Regions from separate parts of the Homo sapiens genome. Here region 2 is linked to region 1. Evidence: read pairs that join two places in POLR2A ChIA-PET (ENCODE). Cell type or tissue: B cell. All regions are shown on one strand. Each heading gives the region's core, and the rest is flanking DNA. Links, peaks and the distances in the headings are about the cores only.

Region 1 (10,531 bases), core at 4,404-6,903:
CATATTGAATTTTCATTTCCTTTTTTTTTTTTTAAATTTAGGCCAAAGCACAGATGTGTCTCAGCTTTGTAAAAATACAGAATGACAGAATGAAGCTGGTTTATGCCTGACTGCACTCATTGACAAGTATTACAAGTGCAGAGCTTTCAAAATTTAATAGCTAATAAAAGTATTTCAAATTGAATTAGGGATGCAGTAAGCATCTTCCTGGTATATGCACCAGACTTAGAAGTCAGTGTTCTGGCTGCTATCATCTTTTATCTTTTAACATATTTATTTTTTTTTTTTTTTGAGACGGAGTCTCGCTCTGTGGCCCAGGCTAGAGTGCAGTGGCGCAATGTCGGCTCACTGCAAGCTCCGCTTCCCGGGTTCATGCCATTCTCCTGCCTCAGCCTCCCGAGTAGCTGGGACTACAGGTACCTGCCACCATGCCCGGCTAATTTTTTTGTATTTTTAGTAGAGACGGAGTTTCACCATGTTAGCCAGGATGGTCTCGATCTCCTGACCTCGTGATCCGCCCGCCTTGGCCTCCCAAAGTGCTGGGATTATAGGCATGAGCCACTGCACCCGGCCACAACATAGTTTTTAAAAACAAGTTTGCTCTTTTTTTTTTTTTTTGAGATGGAGTCTCACTCTGTCACCCGGGCTAGAGTGCAGTGGCACGATCTCAGCTCACTGCAACCTCCACCTCCCGAGTTCAAGCGATTCTTGTGCCTCAACTTCCTGAGTAGTTGGGATTACAGGCACCTGCCACCATGCCCGGCTAATTTTTGTATTTTTAATAGGGACGGGGTTTCACTCTGTTGGCCAGGCTGGTGTCGAACTCCTGACCTCAAGTGATCTGCCCACCTCAGCCTCCCAAAGTCCTGGGATTACAGCTACCATGCCCTGGCAAAAACAAGTTTGCTTTTTATACAATATATATTTTGCTGCTTTGTTACTCTTGGGAAAGGTAATGTAGAAGAAACTGACTTGCTTGAAATTTTGAACAGACTTTTAAAATCTGTTTGTTTATTTTATTTGTTAATCCTTGCTTGCTTGCTTGCTTTTCTTTCTTTCCTTCTTTCTTTTTTTTTTTTTTTGACAGGGTTTTGCTCTTGTTGCCCATGCTGGAGTGCAGTGGCACAGAGCATAGTCTCGGCTCACTGCAACCTCCACCTCCTGGGTTCAAGCAATTCTCCTGCCTCAGCCTCCCAAGTAGCTGGGACTACAGGCACCCACCACCATGCTCAGCTAATTTTTGTATTTTTAGTAGAGATGGGGTTTCACCATATTGGCCAGGCTGGTCTTGAGCTCCAGGCCTCAGGTGATTCGCCTGCCTTGGCTTCCCAAAGTGCTGGGATTACAGGTGTGAGCCACCGCGCCTGGCCCAATAATTGCTTTCTTTATCACAGTAGTTCTAAGCATTTTTCCCAGTATGACTAATGATGTTTATGCGCATCTTTGTGCACATGTCATCTCAGCTATGATATGGAAGAAAGAGGCTGTGAGTTACTTAGTTTGGAGAGCAGTAGCCATAGTCCGCTTCTTTCATTTTTATTTTAATTAGAAACAGGGTCTCTGTCACACAGGTTGGAGTGCAGTGGTGTGATCATAGCTCACGGTAGCCTTGAACTCCTGGGCTCAAGTTATCCTCCCTTCTCAGCCTTCTGAGTAGCTGGGACTACTACATAAGAAGGCACATGCTAGCATGCCTGGCTAATTATTAAAGTTTTTTGTAGAGACGGTTTCACCACCTTGGCAGGCTGGTCTCAAACTCCTAGGCTCAAGCAATTCTTCTGCCTCAGCCTGTCAGAATTGGTTTTACAGGTGTGAGCCACTGCGCTCAGCACTCTGCTTCTTTCTGCTCAGAGAAATCATATAGACAAGCATGTGAATGAAATATTAAGGAAAAGTCTTGATTCTGTTGTAATTTATTTAGATAACATTCATCTTTAACAAACTGGTACCATTGCTTGTAATATACCTCTCAAGTTTAGAACACACCAGTATTTTGTAATACAGCTGTTAAAAACTGCTTTCTGGCCAGGTATGGTGGCTCATGCCTGTAATCCCAGCAATTTGGAAGGCTGAGGTGGGGAGATCACCTGAGCCCAGGAGTTCAAGACCTACCTGGGCAACACATCGAGACCCCCTCTCTCTACAAAAAAGTAAAAAAATTGGCTGAGTGTGATGGCATGCACCTGTGGGCTCAGCTGCTCCGGAGCCTGAGGTGGGAGGATTGCTTGAGCTGGGGAGGCTGAGGCTGCAGGGAGCTGTGATCACGCCACTGCACTCCAGCCTGGGCAACAGAGACCCTATCTCAAAACAAAAACCTACTGCTTGCTTAACATTTATAAGCGAAGCCATTGTGGTGGCACACACCTGTAGTCCTAGCTGCTTGGGGGGTTGAGGTGGGAAGATGGCTTGAGCTCAGGAGGTCAAGGATGCAGTGAGCCATGATTACACCACTGCACTACAGCCTGGGCAATAGAGACCCTGTCTCCAAAAAAAAAAAAAATCATTTATAAGTTACTTGTATGCACTATTATGTGGGATCAACATAGTATGGAATATATATATATATGTATCTTTTTTTTTTTTTTTTTTGAGACAGAGTCTTGCTTTGTCACCCAGGCTGGAGTGCAGTGGCACGATCTCGGCTTGCTGCAACCTCTGCTTCCTGGGTTCAAGCGATTCTCCTGCCTCAGCCTCCCAAGTAGCTGGGATTACAGATGTGCACTACCACGCCCAGCTGATTTTTGTATTTTTAGTAGATATGGGTTTCCACCATGTTAGCCGGGCTGGTCTCGAACTCCTGACCTCAGGTGATCCACCCAGCTTGGCCTCCCAAAGTGCTGGGATTACAGGCCTGGCCTGGAATTTTTATATTTTCTGTTAAATTTTTCTGTTTCTGATTTATGGAAAACATTTTCCTGGTCGGGCACAGTGGCTCACGCCTGTAATCCCAGCACTTTGAGAGGCTGAGGCAGGTGGATCATCTGAAGTAAGGAGTTCGAGACCAGCCTGTCCAACATGGCAAAACTCCGTCTCTACTAACCATATAAAAACTAGCTGGGTGTGATGGCACGCACCTGTAATCCCAGATACTTGGGAGGGTGAGGCAGGAGAATCACTTGGACCCAGGAGGTGGAGGTTGCAGTGAGCTGAGAATGTGCTGCTGCACTCCAGCCTGGGTGACAGAGGGAGACTCCGGCTCAAAAAAAGAAAAAAGAAAAAAAAAAAAAAAGAAAAACATTTTCCTGAGTTTTTGTTTGTTTGTTTGTTTGAGACGGAGTCTCGCCTTGTCACCCAGGCTGGAGTGCAGTAGTGTGATCTCGTCTCACTGCAACCTCCTCCTACCAGGTTCAAGCGATTCTCCTGCCTCAGCCTCCCAAGTTGCTGACTTGGGACTACGCGTGTGCCACTATGCCCGGCTAATTTTTTTAAAAATATTTTTAGTAGAGACGGGGTTTCACCATGTTGGCCCGGCTGGTCTTGATTTCCTGACCTCGTGATCTGCCCGTCTCAGCCTCCCAAAGTGCTGGGATTACAGGCGTGAGCCACCGCGCCTGGTCACATTTTCCTGATTTTAAAATGTTAAAATTTAGAATATGACTAGTAAATATTCTTGGGTAGAATTTTTTTTCTTTTTTTTTTTTTTGTGATGGAGTCTCACTCTGTTGCCCTGGCTGGAGTGCAATGGCTTGGTGTTGGCTCACTGCAACGTCTGCCTCCCAGGTTCAAGCAGTTCTCCTGCCTCAGCCTCCAGAGTAGCTGGGTGTACAGGCATGTGCCGCCACACCTGGCTAATTTTTGTATTTTTAGTCGAGGCGGCGTTTCACCATGTTGGCCAGGCTGGTCTTGAATTCCTGACCTCGTAGTCCTCCTGCCTTGGCCCCGCAAAGTGCTGGGATTATAGGCGTGAGCCCCCACGCCTAGCCTTTTTTTTAGGATTAAAAAATTTTCTCTCCATGACACAGGAGGTCCTGATGACATGTGCCCTCTTGGGTGGAAATTTTAGAAAACGTTTTCAAATTATGAAACTTATGGTTATGATATTGAATACAAACAAAGATGATTTAATTGAAAAGCTTTCCTTTGTTTGACTCTTTATGATCAGTTTTACCCCTGGACCTTGACCAGGCACAGAGAGAATTCTTAGGATTGTACAAGAGTAAACTGCGGCCAGGAAAGGACAGGACATTAGTAGGTGAGAGACCAAGATTAAGAACAGAAGACTTCTTTCTTTTCTTTCCCTTTTATGCAGATGAGTGATAACTTTGGCCCCAGTGGAACACACACACTCCAGAGCACTATACAGAGAACTTGGGCTAAGGGTTAAAGATACTTTGGTCTTCAACTGACCCCAAGTTTTAAAACTTTTTCAGTTTATTAAGTACTGTTACAAATTCTCACTTGATCTTTGCGCAACTGTTTAAAATGAATAGTTTCAATTATCACTCTTGTTTTATAGATAAACTGAAGTCACAACAAGGCTAAGTGATTTATCTATTAATATTTCTCAGTACTGCCTTAAGTTTTTTGTCTAAGGATGTTCTTTCTGCTGTCCCATGATGTTTTGGCAAGTGTTGTCTAAAGTGATCCTAGAATAGGAGTCAGATAGAGGTAAAGAAAAAAGGGTCGCCAAGGAAAGAGAAGGTAATGTTTAAGACAGTCCTTTGGTCTGAATGCTTGTGTTCCCCACAATTCATATTTGAAATCCTAACCCCCAGTGTGATAGTATTAGGAGGAGGTGGGCCTTTGGGTAGTGATTAAGTCATGAGGGTGGAGCCATCATCATGAGGAGTAGTGCCCTTATAAAAGAGGGCTCAGAGAGCTGCTTGCCCTCTTCCACCATAGTAGGACACAGTGAGAAGGCACCATCTACCAACCAGAGAGTGGGTCCTCAGCAGACACTGAATCTACCAGTGCCTTGATCTTGGACTTCCTAGCCTCCAGAACCGTGAGAAGTAAATTTCTGTTTGTAAGTTACCCAGTCTGTGTTATTTTGTTTAAGCATCCCAATAGACTAAGGCACCTGAGAAAATAGGGTCACATTTAATGAGAATTTCTAGAAAAATGGTGGCCACCTGGGGGATGAATCTTAACAGAATCATGTGTTGCAGAGAAATGGAAACATTAAGGAGATGAGGAAATTCTCTCTGACCTTGAAGAGTTAAGCCTAGTAGTGATGGAATAGAAGGTCAAGGAGAAAAGCGTTCTCCTTTCCTTGAGTTTTGAGCTTTCTCCAAAGTAGTGATCACAAAGGTAATTTGTAACATTTATTTAGTTGTTAATTATCTATTGGTATGCAATTATTTAATTTAAATTAACAGTTAACTTGATTGCAAGCTCTTGATGGTAAAAGCTACCTTTGTTTCTTCTGTATCCTCCTCTGAACTCTCTTGCTGGTTACTTTGTCCCCTGAGAATTTGTTAGATACATCCTTTTCAAGAAAGGAGAAGTGAGAGAAGACAGGGCGTTTGAATCCCACCTCCTGTGCTGTGTGACTGGGCAAATTACTGAAGCTTTCAGAGCCTCAGTTCTTTCCTCTTTCCAATTCAAGTGATTCTTAATTGAGTGGGCGAGAACTGCTGTATCTCCAAAGTTGTAATAGTGCCACTTGTGAAGTTGTGATTTGTTGAATATAAATAAATGAAGACTTGGTATACTCTAATCCAGTGGTCCCCAACCTTTTTTGCACCAGGGACCATTTTCATAGAAGACAGTTTTTTCAGTGGGCTGGGGCAGGGGTGGGGGGCGTGGGGAGAATGGTTTTGGGATGAAGCTATTCTACCTCAGATCATCAGACATTATTTTTTCATAAGGATCGTGCAGCCTAGATCCCTCGCATGCAGTCGCTCCAGTGAGAATCTAATGCCACCGCTGATCTGATAGAAGGCAGAGCTCAGGTGGTAATGCTCAGGTGGTAATGCTTGCTGGCCCGCACCTCACCTCCTTCTGCTGTGCTGCCAGGTTCCTAACAGGCCACAGACCAGTACCAGTCCATGGCCTGGAGGCTGGGGACCCCTGCACTAATCTATACCTGATCTATACAGTGGCCTCTGGCCATGCTGACGTAGTTGCTTCTGTATATTCCTGTTGTATTCTGTGGAAAATAAACTTCTGTTGTCCTTTCTTGCCTGCTGTAGTCTCTTCCTTTTGAATAGTATGCCCTCTGAAAAGGGTGTCTTTAAGCTTTCACTTTCTTGTAAAATTATAAGAATTTCAGGGATTGGCTGGGTGCAGTGGCTCACGCCTGTCATCCCAGCACTTTGGGAGACTGATCACCAGAGGTCAGGAGTTTGAGACCAGCCTGACCAACATGGTGAAACCCCGTCTCTACTAAAAGTACAAAAATTAGTTGGATGTGGTGGCGCGTGCCTGTAGTGCCAATTACTCGAGAGATTAAGGCAGAGAATCACTGGAACCCGGGAGGTGGAGGTTGCAGTGAGTCTAGATTGCGCCACTGCACTCCAGCCTGGGCAACAGAGCAAGACTCCGTCTCAAAAAAGAAAAAAAAAATTGTAATGATGAGTTTCAGGGAGTTTTAATCCTGCGTGAGTTTAGATCACAGAGAATTGTGACATCAAGGGCATGTAATGGGGTTTATTTCAACATTTAAATTTTGTATGTCTTTAACTTCTCCCAGGTATAGCTTTAGAATAATTTTTAGCAAACATTAATTGACCAATTTGAACTTGAGTCTGCATCCTTTTCTTTTTCTTTCTTTCTTTTTTTTTTTTTTTTGAGATGATGTCTCACCCTGTTGCCCAGACTGGAGTGCAATGGCATGATCTCAGCTCACTGCAACCTCCACCTCCTAGGGTCAAGCAGTTCTCCTGCCTCAGCCTCCCGAGTAGCTGGGATTACAGTCATGCACCACCACACCCAGCTAACTTTTGTCTTTTTTTTTTGTATCTTTAGTAGAGATGGGGTTTCATCTTGTTGGCCAGGCTGGTCTCAAACTCCTGACCTCATGATCTGCCTGCCTCGGCCTTCCAAAGTGCTGGGATTATAGGTGTGAGCCACCATGCCCAGCCAAGTCTGCATCCTTTTCTTGCCTACTTCCCATCAGAGAAGCAAATGTAGTTTAAGAGAAAAGTATTTCGTTACTAAGAACGAATAGGAAGTTTTTTTTTTTTTTTTTTCGAGATGGTGTCTTGCTCTGTTGTCCAGGCTGGAGTGTGATCTCAGCTCAATGCAACCTCCGCCTCCTAGGTTCAAGCAATTCTTCTGCCTCAGCCTCCCAAGTAGCTGGGATTACAGGGACACACCACCACGCCCAGCTAATTTTTGTATTTTTAGTAGAGATGGGGTTTCACCATGTTGGCCAGGCTGGTCTTGAACTCCTGACCTCAGGTGATCCGCCTGCCTCAGCCTCCCAAAATGCTGGAATGACAGGCATGAGCCACTGCGCCTGGCCAAACTAATAGGAAGTTATTTGATAGTTATCTAATTTCTGTACTGCTCTAAAGTTGTCTTTGTAAGGGTGAAAGAAACATAACTAGCATGATTGGTCATATCTGGCAGATGGGGAATGAGTCCTGCTCAGGATTTTACAATGTGACTTCCTGTATAAGATCTGTCATATACTAGATGTGCGATCATAGTGAAATTACTACCTTAGCTGGGGCTATGTTCCTCATTTTAAAAACAGAAAATTTTCCTGCTTTGATTTTTATCAGAAGGGCTTTTGTTAAGATGTGAAAGTAGTAAAGCTACATTAGAACATAAACTAGGTGTGGTAATATTTGAGAGCCATTTGTGTTAAAAGAATAACCAGTTTTGAGTATTTTGTAAAAAGTATTGTGTATGAGTAGGTTTGAACACCTCATTATACTGAGACTTTGGGTAATCTGATAAAAGTCATCCCAACTACTTATTGATGCTTTTTAAGATAAAAATGCATAGAATGCTTCCTCTGGCCTCCCATTTCATTGACCAGTATCTCTGTTTTCTGTTATGTAAAAACTAATTGCATACGTTCTATTTTTTTAAACTTTCTTTTTTACTGACCAGACAACAGTTATGAATAATTGCATACATTCTAAATTGTTACTGTGCATTTTCTTCTTGCTGAGGGTTTTTATTTTTTCATTTTTTCAGATGGAGTCTTGCTCTGTCACCCAAGCTGGAGTGCAGTGGTGCAATCTCTGCTCACTGCAACCTCTGCCTCCTGGGTTCAAGTGATTCTCCTGCCTCAGCCTCCCAAGTAGCAGAGACTGCAGGCATGCACCACCACACCCGGCTAATTTTTTTGTATTTTTAGTAGAGATGGAGTTTCACCATGTTGGCCAGGCTGGTGTTGAACTCTTGGCCTCAGGTGATCCAACCTTCTTGGCCTCCCAAAGTGCTGGGATTACAGGCATGAGCCACCGCGCCCGGCCTATTTTTAACATGGAAAGAATTATGATATTGTTCTTCATCACTGTGAAGATTTGGCTGGCTATGTGAAAAGTAATTTTATTATAAATCATATTCTTTAAAATCACAATAAAAGAATTTTCATATTCTGACCTTGAATTAGCCAATGTTATCCCTGCCTTCTCAGGAAGAGCTCTGTTTGCATGGAGTCGGGGAGAGGGGAAGAGATAATTGTTTGTTTTTCTATAAAAATGTATTTTTAAAAAACCTTTTATGTATTAATAATTTGAAATTTTTAGCACTAAAAGGTAGAATGGTGTAATGAATCTCTGTGGACCCATCACTTGCCTTCAACAGTTAAACTCATGGTGGTTTTGTTTCATCCATACCTCTCCCCCCTTGGCAGGTTTATTTTAAACTAGACCCCAGGTATTGTATCACTTTAACTGAAAATACTTAGTGAGATTCCTAAGAGATAAAGACTCTTTTTAGATGTGATCGTTGACATTGTACGTATGTAACAATGTCATTTAAACAGTGTTCAAAGTTCCTGATAGTTCATAAATGTCCTTTTACTAGGTTGGTTTGAATCAGGATTGGTATCTCTTAATTTTGTTTTAATCTGTAACCGTTCCCCTGCCATCTCTTAAGATTTATTTATTTTTTGCCATTTATTTGTTGAAGAAACTGAGTGACCTTCCCTGGATTTAGCTGCTGCATCCAAAAATTTTTTTCCTGATTATAAAAGTTAATATGTAACCATTATATGATATTTGAAAACTGTACAAAGTGAAAAGTAAAATCCTGCCACCCAGAGATAACAGATGTTAAAGTTTTATGTTTTCTTTCAGCCTTTTCATTTGTATGTGTTTTCCTATGCCTTTAAAAACGAACATTTGCAGGCCAGGCGTGGTGACTCATGCCTGTAATCCCAACACTTGGGGAGGCAGAGGCGGCGGATCACTTGAGGTCAGGAGTTTCAGACGAGCCTGGCCAACATGCTGAAACCCTGTCTCTACTAAAAATAAAAAAATTAGCTGGGTGTGGTGGCACACACCTGTAATCCCAGCTACTTGGGAGGCTGGGGCAGGAGAATCACTTGAATCCGGGAGGTGGAGGTTGCGGTGAGCCGAGACCGTGCCACTGCACTCCAGCCTGGGCAAAAAAGCGAGACTCCGTCTCAAAAAATAAATAAAAATAAAATAAAACATGCATTTGTGGCCGGGCGCGGTGGCTCACGCCTGTAATCCCAGCACTTTGGGAGGCCAAGTTGGGGGGATCATGAGGTCAGGAGATCGAGACCATCCTGGCTAACACAGTGAAACCCCGTCTCTACTAAAAATACAAAAATTAGCTGGGCACGATGGCGGGTGCCTGTAGTCCCAGCTACTCGGGAGGCTGAGGCAGGAGAATGGCGTGAACCCGGGAGGCGGAGCTTGCAGTGAACCGAGATCGTGCCACTGCACTCCAGCCTGGGCAACAGTGCAAGACTCCGTCTCAAAAAAACAAAAAACAAAAAACAAAAAAGTGCATTTGCTATGTTTATTTTTATGCCCTTTTAAATATACTTTTAACATTATGTTGTGATCATTTCTCCATATTATTAAGAAAGAAAATGAGGCCGAGTGCGGTGGCTCATTCGTGTAATCCCAGCACTTTGGGAGGCTGAGGCAGGAAGATGGCTGGAGCCTGGGAGTTCGAGACTAGCCTGAGAAACATAATGAGACCCCGTCTCTACTTAAAAAAAAAAAAAGCCAAGCATGATAACATGCGCCTCCGTAGTCCCAGCCACTCGGGATGGGATCACTTGAGCCTGGGAGGTCAAGGATGCAGTGAGTCATGATTGCTCTGCTGCATGCCAGCCTGGGTGACAGAGCAAGAGCCTTTCTCAAAAAAAAAAAAAAAAAAAAAAAAGAAACGTTTGGCTGTATAATACTTTACAGTGTATATCACAATTTAAATATTTCTTTTTAGCTGGATATTTAGATCATCCCCATTTTTCACTACTTTAAAGCCATGATAACCATCTTTGTATATAAACCTTTGTATTTCAGATTATTTTCCTTGATAGTCTTAGAACTGGAATTATTCAGAGGGCATGCACGTTTTTTTAACATCTGGATTTGTATTGCCAGAAAAGTTATCATAGTTTGTAATTTCAAATGCAGTGTATAAATGGTTC
Region 2 (10,531 bases), core at 3,677-6,176, 100 kb before region 1:
TAATTTGGCTGGGTGCAGTGGCTCACGACTGTAATCCCAACACTTTGGGAGGCCAAGGCGGGTGGATCATTTGAGGTCAGGAGTTTGAGACTAGCTTGGCCAACATGGTGAAACCCCATCTCTACTAAAAATACAAAAATTAGCCAGGTGTGCTGACAGGCACCTGTAGTCCCAGCTACTCGGGAGACTGAGGCAGAAGAATGGCTTGAACTTGGGAGGTGGAGGTTGCAGTGAGCCGAGATTGCACCACTACATGCAGCCTGGATGATAGACCGAGATTCTGTCTCAAAAAAAAAAAAAAAAAAATTAAAGCCCGATTTTACAAAATTAATTTCACAGTCCTGTTTCCACAGTCTAAGAAAAAAATGTAGTATCTAAAAATAAATAATAAAATAATGTGTTATTCACTTCAATGACTGCAACAACCAAGGCAGCTGTAGCTTTTGGGTGAAATTCTGAAGAATTGTGTTATCACTGTAAATTTTTCATAAGGATAGGTCAAAGATTGCTTTTCTAAACTTTCTTCTCCCAACTCAGCTAAACACATAGCGGGACCTCTGGTTGTTTTTTTTTTTTTTTTTTTTTTTCCTGATGTTCCCTGGGGGCTTCAAGGCATTTCTAATGCACAAAAGGAACAGAGATATATAAAAGCTATAGCAGCTAGGCCAGGCAGGATGTTTCACCCCTGTAATTCCAGTACTCTAGGAGGCCGAGGCAGATGAATCATTTGAGGCAAGAAACTTGAGACCAGCCTGGCCCATATGGCAAAACCCTGTCTCTACTACAAATACAAAAATTAACTGGGCATGGTAGCACATGTCTGTAATCCCAGCTACTCAGGAGGCTGAGGCATGAGAATTGCTTGAACCCGGGAGGCAGAGGTTGCAGTGAACCAAGATCACACCACTGCACTCCAGCCTGGGCTACGAAGCAAGACTCTGTCACCAAAAAAAAAAAAAAAAAAAAGAGGGAAGAAGCTATAGAAGTTAGCAATTTTCAAATCAACTATTTTATTAAGATATACATGAAGCATGCAAAATAGCACATAACGTTGAAGCTAATTTGAATGAGATAAAAAAAACATTATTGTCAACAACCAACAGTGAAGAACTCAAAGCGGTTCTAATGTATTTCCAAGGCCATCTCTCAGTGAAATGATATTGTCATTGTTACCATCATCACTGTAAAAATTCTTTCAAATAATGACTAGGTTCTAGTATATGCTATCTCAAATGTTAGTGAACAAAACCTAAGTCCCTGCCCACTTGGAGCTTACATTCTAGTGGGAAAAACTAAACACTGGAAGATTTTATCATTTAAGGACTAAATACAAAGTATATTGTTGTTTAACCTTTTTAAAACTTACTAGCTATGAACAAGTTAATTAACTACTTTGTACTCCAGTTTCATCCTCTGTCAACTAAGGATAAGATAGTTCCTCATAGGGTTCGCTGGTGAATTTAACGAATAAAGTATATAGAACAATGCCTGCCACACAGTAAATGCTAAATTTATCATTGTAATATGCTGACTCTTGATAATGATGTTGGGGCAGAAAATTTTAACCCAAAGCAAATACTGTATTTTTTAAAGAGAATAATTAACAATATTAGCCTCACTTCTATTTATTTTTTAAAAAATGCTCTAAAATAAAATTTAAATCCAAATCTCAAATAAGACAAATATAATTCTAAATGCCCCCTAAAGTTACAAGTAATTCTTATTGATATAAAAAAATTATTATTTGTTTCCTAGTCAAGCCACAACTGTTTTAGGAGCCCTGCTCATCATTGTCATGCATATGTAAAAGTGAAATTTAGTTCTTCCTAATTTAGTTGGAAATAATACTTTAAAAGCTTAACAGTTGCCATTATTTTCTCATAATTTAATATAAATGACTTATCTTTCCCCTATTATTCAAAGGCCTAAGAAATACACTCGATTTCTACCTTCTAGGCAGTTAAATTTTTTTTTTATTTTTTTGAGATGGAGTCTTGCTGTGTTGCCCAGCTCACTGCAACCTCTGACTCCTGGGTTCAAGGAATTCTCCTGCCTCAGCCTCCCAAGTAGCTGGGATTACAGGCGCCCGCCACCACGCCTGGCTAATTTTTTTGTATTTGTACTAGAGACAAGGTTTCATCATGTTGGCCAGGGTGGTCTCAAACTCCTGACCTCTGGTGATCCACCTGCCTCGGCTTCCCAAAGTGCTGGGATTACAGGTGTGAGCCACCGTGTTTTCTGAAGCTTATGGCACATAACAGTCCCAAAGCAGAAGTGACATGAAAACAAAGGGATTGGGAGAATAATGAAAAACTGAGGCCATGGAGACACATGTATGATCCTTACTAAAAACAAGTTCTAGACGAGCAGTATCCAATACAATATAATGTAAGCCACTATGTAAATTTAAAATTTTCTGATATCCACATTGAAAAGAGTACAAGATGGCCGGGCGCCGTGGCTCATGCCTGTAATCCCAGCACTTTGGGAGGCTGAGGCAGGCGGATCACCTGACGTCAGGAGTTCGAGACCAGCTGAGGCAGGAGAATCGCTTGAACCCGGGAGGCAGAGGTTGCAGTGAGTTGAGATCGTGCCACTGCACTCTAGCCTGGGCGACAAAGCAAGACTCTGTCTTGAAAATAAAAGATAAAAATAGTACAAGAGACTGGACATAGTGGCACACTCCTGTAAATCCCAGCTACTTGAAATTCTAAGGCAGGAGAACTGCTTGAACCCGAGAGGCGGAGGTTGCAGTGAGCAGAGATCACGCCACTGCACTCCACCGGACAACAGAGTGAGACTCTGTCTCAAAAAAAAAAAAAAAAAAAGAAGCTATAGCAGCTAGCAATTATTATTATTATTATTTTTTGAGACGGAGTCTCACTCTGTTGCCCAGGCTGGAGTGCAGTGGCGCAATCTCAGCTCACTGCAAACTCCACCTCTTGGGGGTTCAAGCGATCCTTCTGCCTTAGCCTCCTGAGTAGCTGCAATTATAGGCGCCCACCACCATGCCCGGCTAATTGCTGAATTTTTGGTAGAGATGGGGTTTCACCATGTTGGCCAGGCTGGTCTTGAACTCCTGACCTCAAGATCTACCAGCCTCAGCCTCCCAAAGTGCTGGGATTACAGGCTAAGCCACCACACCAGGCTGCAGCTAGCATTTTTTAAATCACACCTGTAATCCCAACACTTTGTGGGGCAAAGGAGGGAGGATCACTTGAGCCCAGGAGCTTAAGACCCGCCTGGGCCATATAGTGAAACTCCCATCTCTACAGCGTGGAAAAAAAACAAAAAAAACAAAAAACGTGTGTCTGTAATCCCAGCTATTCAGGAAGTTGAAGTGGGAGAATCACTTGAGCCCAAGAGGTCAAGGGTGCAGTAAGCTATGACTGTGCCACTACACACCAGCCTGTGTGACAGAGTGAGACTCCATCTCTTAAAAAAAAAAGTTAAGTTCTGGACTTCTGTCAAACTTTACTCAATCTACAATGAAGAGTAATTCAAGTCTGAATTTATCAATTCCATGAATATTTACTAAGTACTTGCTATTTGCAAGGCATTATAACAGATATTGGTAGTATAATGATCAACTAGAAATTTTCTCTAACCTGTATCAATAGTTATTTCATTCTAAGGTACTGAAGAACTAATTATATAATTTTTAAATGAAGTACAGGATACTATGAAGAACATTTAGCAGACAGAAAATCTAGAAAGTAAGAGGAAGCTTCCTTGAGGAAATTAGTTTTAAAAGACTTAACTTTAGGAAAAGCCAGCACTTAAGGCAGAGCGTACACGCTGTGCAAAATGGAGGCAAACGAGGACTTGACAGGTTTAGGAATTGAAATGCCGCCAATGTGACTACAATACAAAGAATGAAAATGATGAAATGAGGCAGGAGAAGCAGTCAAAAGCCAGATTATTCAGGGTCATGAAGAATAATAAAAATTTGAAGTGTTGTAACAATCAGATCTGGGTCTCTTAGAGATCACCTGGCTGGAGTAGGGGGAAATGGCTGGAGGGGGATTAGAGAGAATACTTAGGAAACCAGTGAGAGATGCCAATAAAGTCCAGTGCAATGAAAAGAAGATGAATTAAGGCAGACAGGAAGTAAAATCTAAAGGACTTAGTTACTAACTAAAAGCTATGATCTTAGAAGAGGGGATTTTTTGCTGGGTGGATGACAGTATAATAAAGATAAGGAAACAAAGAATTGAGAAGTCAGGGTTTGAGGGAGAGGGGAAAAATCAGTTTGAGACATGTTGGATACAAGGTATCTGTGAAAATCCAAAGAACCAAGTAGGTAAATGAAAAATTCAGGTCTCGGGTTCAGGAGTGATCTGAAGATACAGTCAGAAAGATAGGAAAGACCGGGCGCCATGGCTCACGCCTGTAATACCAACACTTTGAGAGGTCAAGGTGGGCGGATCATCTAAGGTCAAGAGTTCGAGACTAGCCTGGCCAACATGGTGAAACCCCGCCTCTACTAAAAATACAAAAATTAGCTGGGGGCATGGTGGTGCGTGCCTGTAATCCCAGCTACTCTGGAGGCTGAGGCAGGAGAACTGCTTGAATCCAAGACACGGAGGGAGCAGTAAGCCGAGACAGAAGCACAGTACTCCAGCTTGGGCGACAAAGTAAGACTCCTTAAAAAAAAAAAAAAAAGGTGGGGGGCTGTGCGCGGTGGCTCACGCCTGTAATCCCAGCACTTTGGGAGGCCGAGGCGGGTGGATCACGAGGTCAAAAGATGGAGACCATCCTGGCTAACACAGTGAAACCCCGTCTCTACTAAAAATACAAAAAAAAAAAAACAAAAAAAACAAAAAAAACCTACTAGCCGGGCGTGGTGGCGGGCGCCTATAGTCCCAGCTACTCCGGAGGCTGAGGCAGGAGAATGGCGTGAACCCAGGAGGCGGAGCTTGCAGTGAGCCGAGATCGCACAACTGCACTCCCCACCTGGGGGACAGAGCGAGACTCTGTCTCAAAAGAAAAAAAAGAAAAAAGGAAAAAAGGAAAGGCAGGAGGAAGGGGAGGGAAAGGGAAAAGGAAAGAAAGGAAAGAAGAAAGGAAGAAAAAGATATTTGGATAGTCTGATATCACTGACACTACAGGAATAATATTTCAAGGAAACAGTGGGTAATGTTGCTGAACGATCAACAATAATACCTAATACATCGCTTTATCATCCAGACAGGAGGTACAGTGGTACAATCATAGCTCACCGCTGCCTCAAACCTCTGAGCTAAGGCAATTCTCCCGCCTCAGTCTCCCAAACTGTTGGGATTAGAGGCGTAAACCACCACTCCCAGCTCAATATCTATATATAATTTACAGGCAATATTTTAACTGATGTACATGTAATAACTCAATCTTAAAACAAACTTACGTGCTTACCAATAAGGAAGCTGAGGCAACAAAGTCACAAAGCTAATAATCAGTGAAGCCAGGTTTTAAAACTGATTCAAGAGTCAAGACAGAGCTTTTCTTTTACTTATTTTTTTTTTTGAGATGGTGTCTTGCTCTGTCGCCCAGGCTGAAATGCAGTGGGGCAATCTCGGCTCACTGCAACCTCCACCACCCGGGTTGAAGCGATTCTTCTGTCTCAACCTCCTGAGTAGCTGGGACTACAGGCGCACAGCACCACGCCTGGCTAATTTCTTACATATTTTTTAGTAGACACAGGGTTTCACCACATTGGCCAGGCTGGTCTCGAACTCCTGACCTTATGATCTGCCTGCCTCAGCCTCCCAAAGTGCTGGGATTACAGGCGTGAGCCACTGCACCCGGCTCACTTCTAAGATTTCAGTTAGAGGACATCTCAATGTATGCCAGTAAGAAAAAAACACTGCCATTTACACCATGACACAATACTTTATCACTCAGTTTTTATTATACACTTACTCAACTTTTAGAATTTATATACTTCAATCCTAAGATTAGGCCAGGCACAGTGGCTCACACCTGTAATCCCAGCTCTTTGGGTGGTGGAGATGGGCTGATCATTTGAACCCAGGAGTTCAAGACCAGCCCATCTCTATCCTTATGGAAAAAAAAAAAAAAGATCAGTCCAGACAACATGGTGAAACCCTGTCTCTACAAAAAAATTAGGTAGGTGTGGGTGTGGTGGTGCATGGCCATAGTCCCAGCAATGCGGGAGGCTGAAGTGGGAAAATCACCTGAGCCCAGGAATCCCAGGCTGCAGAGAGCCGTGATCTTACCACTGGCACTCCTGCCTGGGTGACTGTGGTGTATCCTGTCTCAGCGCTCCCCCCATAAGAAACCTTTAAGATTATTAAAGAGAAAAGAAAAACAGTCAAAGCTACTCCTCAAACTTCTTCACATCAAGTCCTACTCTCCAGTATCACCTTTTCAATTCAGTCTTTGTTGTCCATGTTTTTCCTACACAATACAATCCTCTGTATGTGATATAACATTTGTACTCTAAGACTGCTTGTGACATAAAAGGACTAGAAAGTAAACTAAATGATTACAACCATTAAGAAGAATAATGTAACTGTAAAAAGGTAAGTCAGAAGTCAAGGAAACCTGAGCATGTACTGTGTCATTACATATTCAAAAATTAGTGTTTCTTTTGTTGGACATAATAAGACAATTGATTTGGTTTCATAAAAATGTCCTTGTATGTTAAAGATCCACAATGAATTATTCACTGTACAATGACAGAATTCTGGGGTTTGCTGCAAAATAACTCAGAAGATTTGTTTCAAAATAATCTAGAAGGGGACAGGTACATTGGCTCACGCTGGTAATCCTAACACTTTGGGAGGCTGAGGTGGGTAGATCACCTGAGGTCAAGAGTTTGAGACCAGCCTAACCAACATGGTGAAACCCTGTCTCTACTAAAAACACAAAAAATTAGCCAGGTGTGGTGGTGCACGCCTGTAGTCCCAGCTACTCAGGAGGCTGAGGGAGGAGAATCGTCTGAGCCCAGGAGGCAGAGGTTGCAGTAAGCCGAGATCGCACCATTGCACTCCAGCCTGGGAGACAGTGAGACTCCATCTCAAACAACAAACAAACAAACAGCAAAATAATCTAGAAGGGAGTGGGAATCTGACAGACAAACTAGCCACATGTTCATAACTACCGAAAGTGGAGGCCAGGAGGAGTGGTGGCTCACACCTGTAATCCCAGCACTTTGGGAGACTGAGGCAGGAGGATTGTTTAAGCCCAGGAGTTCAAGACCAGCCTGGGCAGCAAAGTGAGATCTCCGTCTCTACAAAAAAGAAAAAGAAAAAGCAACTGGGTGATGATATCTATTATGCTATTTTCTCAACTTCAGTACAAGTTTAAAAATTTTAGCAGAAAGTTAAAAAGTAAAAACAGGCCAGGCACGATGGCTCACGCCTGTAATCCCAGCACTTTGGGAGGCCAAGGCAGGTAGAACACCTGAGGTCAGGAGTTCGAGACCAGCCTGGTCAACATGTTAAGACAGACATATAGGGAGGATGCCACATAAAGACAGATTATTGGGGTGATGCATCTACAAGCCAAGGAACACCAAAAACGCTGGCAAACCAACAGAAACTAGGAAGAGGCAAGGAAGGATTCCCCAGAGGTTTCAGAGGCAATCTGACCCTGCTGACACCTTGATTTCCAACTTCTAGCCTCCACAACTCTGAGAATAAATGTTTTATTTTAAAAACCCAAATATTTACAATACTATTTTAAAAAAAAAGGCCAAGTGTGGTGGTACATGCCTGTAATCCCAACACTTTGGAAGGCCAAGGTGGACAGACTGCTTGAGCCCAGGAGTTCAAGACCAACCTGGGCAACATGGCAAAACCTGCTCTCTACTAAAAATACAAAAATTAGCCAGGTATGGTGGTGTGCACCTGTAGTCCCAGATACTCAGGAGGCTGAAGCAGGAGGGTCACTTGAACGCAGGAGGTTCTCACAGTGAGGATGGAAGAAAATTCCCTGCATGCTTCTGGCAGGGGGAAGGGGGAAAGTAGCCATTCTGAAGTAATTCCAAAGTAATCTGTTCTTTTTAAAAAGGCCTGCCTTCAAGAGAAAAGATTTCACCAGAGGTTAACCAACTGGAGTTTTATCAGAGCTAACTGACCCAAGGGAAGTGAAAAACCCAATCCCAGCCTTCCAATCTCAACTAAGGAGGAAGTGTGAACTGAGAAGCAACTGTGAATATCACAGCCCAGGTACACAGATTCACTAAAAGACTACAACAGAATACTGAAACCTTACTATCAAGAGGTGTTTTTTTTTTTTTTTTTTTTTTTTTTTTTGAGACAGGGTCTTGCTCTGTCACCCAGGCTGGAGTGCAGTGGCATGATCATGGCTCACTGCAAACTGCCTCCCGGGTTCAGATGATCCTACCTCAGCCTCCTGAGTAGCTGTGAGTACAGGTGCATGACACCATGCCTGGTTAATATTTGTATTTTCTGTAGAGACGGTTCGCCATGTCTCCATTTGTCTACAAATCTCAAATTCTTGGGCTAAAGCAATCTGTCTGCCTTGGACTCCCAAAGTGCTGGGATTACAATTGTCAGCCACCATGCCTGGCCACGAAGGCTTTTGTATAACAACAGGACGTTACTCAAAGAACTGCATTTGTGCAATACTTGCAAGGAATTAAAAAACTAAAAAAGAAAAATATATAACTGCATGTCTCAGATCTTATTTAAGAAGTCTCTAAGGAACCCCAAGACAACAAAGTAAACAAAAATAAGAACACTGGAGGAAATATTAGTTCTCACACCTACAGCTACAAAAAATGTTAATACAAAACACAGCCCAATCCTAAGTCAGATAAACGTAATGCCTCACACTAAAGGCTTATGTATCTCAGTTACTTTTACCTAGTAAAACATGCCCAGCATTTTTTTTTTTTTTTGAAACAGGGTCTCACTCTGTCCCCCAGGCTGAAGGGCAGTGGCGCCATCTCAGCTCATTGCAACTTTTGCCTCCGGGGCTAAAGTGATCCTCCTGCCTCAGCCCCCCCAAGTAGCTGGGCCTACAGGCATGCACTTACCATGCCTAGCTAATTTTTGTATTTTTTTTTTTTTTTTTTTTTTTTTTTGCAGAGACGGGGTTTTACCATGTTGCCCAGGCTGATTTTGAACTCCTGAACTCAGGCAATCCACCTGCCTCAGCCTCCCAAAGTGCTAGGATTACAGGCATGAGCCACCATGCCCGGCCCATGCCCAGCTTTCAATAAAAAATTACAAGGTGTACTAGAAGACAAAAAAATACAGTTTGGGCTGGGTGCAGTGGCTAATACCTGTAATCCCAGCACTTTGGGAAGCCAAGGCAGGAGGATTCACCCAGGAGTTTGAGACTAGCCTAGTCAACACAGCAAAACCCCACCTCTACAAAAATACCACAAAAATTAGCCAGGTGTGGTGGTGCGTGCCTATAGTCTCAGCTACTTGGGAGGCTGAGGTTGGAGGATCACTTGAGCCCAGGAGTTCCAGGTTGTAGTAAGCCATGATTGTGCCACCGTACTCCAGCCTGGTGACAACAATTAAAAAAAAAAAAAAAATTAAAAAAGGACTGGGCATGGTGGCTCATGCCTGTAATCCCAGTACTTTGGGAGGCTGAGGCGGGTGGATCACCTAAGGTCAGGAGTTCGAGACCAGCCTGACCAACATGGTGAAATCCCATCTCTACTAAATACAAAAAAACCAGATGGGTGTGGTGGTGTGTGCCTGTAGTCCCAGCTACCTGGGAGGCTGAGGCAGGAGAATCGCTTGAACCCCGGAGGCAGAGGTAGCAATAAGCCGCGATTGTGCCATTGCACTCCACCCTGCGCAACAAGAGAGAAACTCTGTCTCAAAAAATATATTTTTTAAAAAAGGAAATTAATTGTACAGTACCCATTATTAACACAGAGAAACAATTATTTTAAATGTTATTATTTTCCCTTAACAAAAATTTAAATTACAAAGACATTCTGAGTTTTCCCTCTAATTTATTAATCTCTTTAAGAGCAGACAGGCCACGTGCAGTGGCTCACGCCTGTAATCCTAGCACTTTCGGAGGCCGAGGCAGGCGGATCAGGAGGTCAGGAGATTGAGACCACCCTGGCTAACACAGTGAAACACTGTTTCTACTAAAAATACAAAAAATTAGCAGGGCGTGGTGGTGGATGCCTGTAGTCCCAGCTACTCGGGAGGCTGAGGCAGCAGAATGGCATGAACCTGGGAGGCAGAGCTTGCAGTGAGCAGAGATCGTGCCACTGCACTCCAGCCCGGGCAACAGGGCGAGACTCAGTCTGAAGGAAAAAAAAAAAAAAAAAAAAGAGAAGACAGCAGGGCTGGGTACAATGGCTCATGGCTCATGCATGTAATCTCAGCACTTTGGGAGGTCGAGGCAGGTGGATTGCTTGAGCTTAGTTCGAGACCAGCCTGGGCAATATAGTGAAATCCTGTCTCTACTTAAAAAAAAAAAAAATTATCTAGGTGTGGTGGCATATACCTGTAGTCCCAGCTACTCAGGAGGCTGAGGTGGGAGGATTCCTGGAGTCTGGAAGGCAGGGGGTGCAGTGAGCTGAAGT

The links. Peaks named below come from ENCODE experiments on the same cell type or tissue, not always from the same donor. Only the 100,000 strongest peaks of a DNase experiment are listed, where the experiment ranks them.
Region 2: POLR2A ChIA-PET joins it to region 1 with 5 read pairs; 8 of 35 experiments call an interaction of 5 or more read pairs at or near these places.

What each region holds. Positions count from the first base shown.
Region 1 is chr4:39,621,419-39,631,949 of GRCh38, reverse strand. All of the region lies in intron 1 of SMIM14 (small integral membrane protein 14), which reads left to right. Among named protein-coding and RNA genes, the nearest start is that of SMIM14, 12 kb to the left of the region's middle. RefSeq lists an enhancer at 6,077-6,156. In B cell, for the core only: no CTCF peak of the experiment used is centred there; DNase peaks (open chromatin) are centred at 4,729, 5,459 and 6,059; H3K4me3 peaks cover 2,306 bases; H3K27ac peaks cover 2,500 bases.
Region 2 is chr4:39,723,108-39,733,638 of GRCh38, reverse strand. All of the region lies in intron 1 of UBE2K (ubiquitin conjugating enzyme E2 K), which reads right to left. Among named protein-coding and RNA genes, the nearest start is that of UBE2K, 30 kb to the right of the region's middle. RefSeq lists an enhancer at 596-675. In B cell, for the core only: no CTCF peak of the experiment used is centred there; no DNase peak of the experiment used is centred there; H3K27ac peaks cover 1,261 bases.